Regions from separate parts of the Homo sapiens genome. Here region 2 is linked to region 1. Evidence: read pairs that join two places in POLR2A ChIA-PET (ENCODE). Cell type or tissue: K562. All regions are shown on one strand. Region 1 overlaps PPARD (peroxisome proliferator activated receptor delta). Region 2 overlaps TULP1 (TUB like protein 1).

The links. ChIA-PET counts read pairs that join two places held together with the same protein. Peaks named below come from ENCODE experiments on the same cell type or tissue, not always from the same donor. Only the 100,000 strongest peaks of a DNase experiment are listed, where the experiment ranks them.
Region 2: POLR2A ChIA-PET joins it to region 1 with 5 read pairs; 6 of 35 experiments call an interaction of 5 or more read pairs at or near these places.

The regions. Positions count from the first base shown.
Region 1 is chr6:35,345,928-35,348,427 of GRCh38, forward strand. PPARD (peroxisome proliferator activated receptor delta) reads left to right here. Exons shown (of 8, transcript NM_006238.5): 2 at 1,140-1,223. Among named protein-coding and RNA genes, the nearest start is that of PPARD, 4.6 kb to the left of the region's middle. In K562, no CTCF peak of the experiment used is centred here; a DNase peak (open chromatin) is centred at 974.
Region 2 is chr6:35,507,504-35,510,003 of GRCh38, forward strand. It overlaps TULP1 (TUB like protein 1), which reads right to left. Exons shown (of 15, transcript NM_003322.6): 6 at 2,324-2,425; 7 at 2,131-2,247; 8 at 1,706-1,809. It overlaps LOC124901309 (a long non-coding RNA gene), which reads left to right. Exons shown (of 2, transcript XR_007059561.1): 2 at 724-991. Among named protein-coding and RNA genes, the nearest start is that of TULP1, 4.1 kb to the right of the region's middle. RefSeq lists a silencer at 858-1,058. In K562, no CTCF peak of the experiment used is centred here; no DNase peak of the experiment used is centred here; H3K27me3 peaks cover 2,176 bases.

The DNA.
Region 1 (2,500 bases):
GTGCAGTGGTGCGATCTTGGCTCACTGCAAGCTCCATCTCCCAGGTTCACGCCATTCTTCTGCCTCAGCCTCCTGAGTAGCTGGGACTACAGGCGCCCGCCACCACGCCTGGCTCATTTTTTTTTGTAGTTTTAGTAGAGACAGGGTTTCACCGTGTTAGTCGAGATGGTCTCGATTTCCTGACCTCGTGATCTGCCCGCCTCAGCCTCCCAAAGTGCTGGGATTACAGGCGTGAGCCACCACAACCAGCCTGGACCTGTCACTTCTAAGGGCTTCAGCTATATCCTGTCCCTGAGGCCCACCTCCCTGAGTGCTCTCTGCAGGCTGGGAAGCTGAACAGTGGTGCCTTGCTCCAGTGCCTCTGAAGGGCTTGGAAATTGCAGGACACAGCTTTACTGCTCAGCATTGCCCACACTGGAAACATTCTCTTCCTCCCTACCCAGGTCTCTGTGGGCTTTGTCCGTTCTGCCAGGCCCTTGCTTATATGATGTCAGAAGCCCTGTGCCCGGTGCCATTGTCAATGCCATGTCCCAGATTACCTAATGGCTGCTTCTTGGAGATGGTTTGGTGTCCATGCACATTTTTCTCTGCCGTTGGAGCCAGGGTGAGGAGCTGCTTGCAACAGCTGGATTCCAGGGTGTCAGAGGAGCCCTTGGAGCTTGCCTTGAGCCTGGCAGGGAGAACATGGCCCCTTGCATCAGGTTTCAGACATATGGGTCTTCTTCCTTGGCAGATGGCTCCTAGCCTTCATAACTCAGCAGGCTGGTGATTGGCATGTGACTCCAGTTCATTCTGCAGGGGCTTTGGTGAAGGCATCAACTATGACTCAGGACATCTTCATTTATGAGCTTCTACCCAGCTCCCTTCTTACCTTGCCTGCGCCTTCTGCGCCGACCTGATAAAATCAGCAAAGCCAGTGTCTGCTTACTTGGGAGTGAGCAGACTCCTTCCAGGATTGGGGAAATATTTGCTGACTCAGGCTCAGAATCACATCTCAGGGTGGTGTGTAAGGGACCGACGAGGAGCCAGATTACCTTAGGAACACTCTTTGAGTTACGGTGGGTATAACTTATTAGAGTTGCTTTGAGGGCCCCTGGCACCTGTCAGCTAAAGCTGTTGGGGTTTTTTCTATCCTGCAGTGTTGTACAGTGTTTTGGGCATGCACGTGATACTCACACAGTGGCTTCTGCTCACCAACAGATGAAGACAGATGCACCAACGAGGTAATCCCATTTTCTTTACTCAGGGGTCTCTGACCACCACTGACACAGGATCCAGATTTAAGATCCTGACCTTGAAGATGAAATAATTTCACTAGGGCTTATTCCCAGATTCCAGGTTCCTGTCACAGCATCTGGTACCAGTTGCTTATGCATAGTATAGGCATTTATTAAGTAATTATTGAAAGTCTATGGCTTACATAGTTTTTTCAGGAGCATGGAGATTCCCACCTTTGCGCCCATTAAAAGATAAACTCCACAGGGCAGGGAGTTGTTTTGCTGCCTGTTGTGTCTAGGATAGTGCCTGGCACAGAGGAGATAATGAATAAATTTTTGTTGAATGAGTAAATGAACGAACTTTCGTCTTTGCCTATATGGGTACCTAGGGTGCCAGGCCACAAAGATGGTGTCCATCATTCTCTCTTATTAGGGGGCAAATATATATATATATATATATTTTGTTTGTTTGTTTGTTTTTGAGACGAAGTCTTGCTCTTGTCCCCCAGACTGGAGTGCAATGGCGTGATCTTGGCTCACTGCCACCTCCTTCTCCTGGGTTCAAGTGCTTCTCCTGTCTCAGCCTCCCAAGTAGCTGGGATTATAGGCACCTGCCACCACGCCCGGCTAATTTTTGTATTTTTAGTAGAGATGGGGTTTCACCATGTTGGCCAGGCTGGTCTGGAACTCCTGACCTCAGGTGATCCGCCCGCCTCAGCCTCCCAAAGTGCTGGGATTACAGGCGTGAGCCACCGCACCTGGCCTTTTTTTTTTTTTTTTGAGATGGAGTTTCGCTCTTGTTGTCCAGGCTGGAGTGCAATGCCGTGATCTCGGCTCACTGCAACCTCCGCCTCTTAGGTTCAAGCGATTCTCCTACCTCAGCCTCCTGAGTAGCTGAGATTACAGGCATGCGCCACCACATCTGGCTAAATTTTGTATTTTTAGTAGAGACGGGGTTTCACCATGTTAGCCAGACTGGTCTCAAACTCCTGATGTCAGATGATCTACCCGCCTCAGCCTCCCAGAGTGCTGGGATTACAGATGTGAGCCACTGTGCCCAGCCGGGAACAAATATTTTTAAGTGCCAACTATGTGCCAGGCACTTGGGAAATGATAATAGTAAAAAACAGATCCAATCTCTGCCTCATGGGTCTGTGGTTTGCTGGTATATATGAGAGCTGGCCATAACACACAGAATTGTTTCTTCCATCTCTGCAGGGGTAGGAGGTTCTCACCAAGAGTCTGAACAATGCTCTGGGTTCCCATTGCTGTTTCCATGTTCT
Region 2 (2,500 bases), 160 kb after region 1:
GCATAGTTAACACATGAATGAATATGTAAGCTCACTTTGCTCATTGAGAAACTCCTAAGAACAATTTGGTGACATAAAGCCCTAGGGTGGCCTGGTGACCCCACAACAGCCCCTTCTGTTCTCACAAACCTGGTGCCCTTTGTCCTCATGTTCTATCCCTCACAGGAAGGGAGCCAAGAGTCTAAGCCCAACTTTTCCAACAGAGGCAAGCATGGACTGCCAGCCTGGGTGTGTGCATTTGAGGGTTCAATGCTATTTGGGAGCCACGAAGAATCCACAAAGATGTGCTGTGGTTGGCCATTTTTTAAAATTTATTTTTTATTTTTTTGAGATGGAGCCTCGCTCTTGTTGCCCAGGCTGGAATGCAGTGGCGTGATCTCAGCTCGCTGCAGCCTCCACCTCCTGGGTTCAAGTGATTCTCCTGCCTCATCCTCCTAAGTAGCTGGGACTACAGGTGCGCATCACCATGCCCCGATAATTTTTGTATTTTTAGTAGAGATGGGGTTTCACCATCTCTACTATTCGCCAGGCTGGTTTGAACTCCTGACTTCAAGTGACCCATCTGCCTCCTCCTCCCAAAGTGCTGGGATTACAGGCATGAGCCACTTTGCCTGGCCATGGCTGTTTTTGTTGAGCACAGGTTTGCAGTGTGTTTGAGGGAGGCTGATGTAGAGCAGTGAACCCTCAGCTCAGGGACAAGTGATCACCTGTTCTCTACTCTAGGTTGTTCCAGAAGAAACCTGGGAAACAAAAGACTATGTTTGGAACACGATGTGGAGAAAGCCAGAACTTATTCAAACACTTCAGCAGCTGCAAATTTCAAGAGCCTACTGTACTGAAGGCTGTTCTGCAGTTACATTCCCCTCTGGGAGACAGTAAACTGGCCTTTCAGTTTGTACATCAGCATCTGGTGATCTTGGTTAATGTGAATCAGTCCCCCTAGACCTGACCACTCCTGCACAAACTAATAAACCTACAAAGCTAAAATCCAGGCCCTGTCCTCGTGGTGATCTTCCCACTGGGAGAAACCTGTTCCTTGAAGACTTTTGTTACTTTCTGTCAGTTGGACCTCCCTCTCCTGCTTACTCCAGCTTTTGTGTGTTGGTGTCTGAGTCCTGTTTGGGAGCAGGGGCAATATTCAAAATATTTAACAACCTGTTCGCCATGGAGATGCATACTGGTAAGCTTGGAGGAGAAACAGGGAGGCTCCTGATGGGCAGTATTAACCCTTTCGTTGCTGGAGTGTTTAGTTGCTGGGAGGTTGGGAGGTCCTGGGTAAGGTGAGTGAAAGCGCCTGGGGAGCTCAGGGCTGTAGGGTGGAAACATTTTAACAACCGGTGCAGCTGACTGTCAGTCAGTACTCATCTGCCTCTCTGCCTGTGTGCTCCTCCTCCCTGGCACAGAAAACATGGTGGGGGCGTGGGGACATCTCTGGCTGTCTGATGGTTATGCTCCAGAGGGGAGGCCTCAGAGAGCCCAGATGACATAAGGCCCTTGCATGGCCAGTCCTAGCCTGGTGACCCCACAAACGCCTCCTCTGTTTGCACAAATCTGGTTTCCTTTGTCCTTATATCCTGTCACAAGAGGGGGAGCCAAGGTTCTAACCTCAAGTGGCTCCAAGCCCCCACCCTCTAGGCTCCCAAGTCCAGGCCCCTGCCTCTGCTCCCTGAAGGGACCTCAGCCCCCTGCCCCTCTGGGCCCCAACCTTTTTGCCTTTTCCTTTGGCTTTGCCCTTTTGATTGCTCTTCTTTATCACCGTAGCTGCCTCCTCCTCCTCTTCTTCCTCCTTCCTCGCGCCTTTGGGAGTGCCTGAGCGTGGAGGGGGAAACAAGGCTGTGAACTCCTCACCCTGGTTTGCAAAGTGCTTCCAACACCCATGTCTCACTTGGATGCTCCCCACAACCACAAGAGAGTCGACCCCATGTTATTATTAGAGCCCAAAAAGGCTAAGACACCTGCCTGAGACCGCATAGCTATCAAAGCGGGGGTCAAGATGCCCTGCACGTTGTCTGACTCTAGACCTGGCAAACTCCTTACCTAGCACTGTCTTGTATGCTGTAAGGACCCTCTAGCTCCCCGCCCCCAGGACCACCTCAAGATGTCACCACACCAGAAGCCCTTGCCATCCACCTTTCTTCTTCAGGGCTTTCTTGTCAGGACTGCCTTCCCCAACCAGAAACATGGCTGCTGGGCTCTTCCTCGCACTGGCTGGGCTCCCTGAGGGGTCCTTGTCGGCCTCCCCAGACCCTGCATGTGTGGATGTGAAAGCGTCACAACCCCCACCGCAACTGGAGTCCCCTGTTCCTCCCTAGGCTGGGCTCACCTTTCTTCTTGGTCTTTCTCATCTTGGTCCCCTCCCCTGCTGGAGCTTCCTTATTCCTAACACGCAGAGGTTTCGGTGGGGGGTCAGGGCTTCCCAGGTCTCCTGGAAATGGAAGATGGGGGTCAGGCAAAGAAGGTGTCTACTGGGGCTGAAGGCTGCCTTCCAACCCTCTTGTCC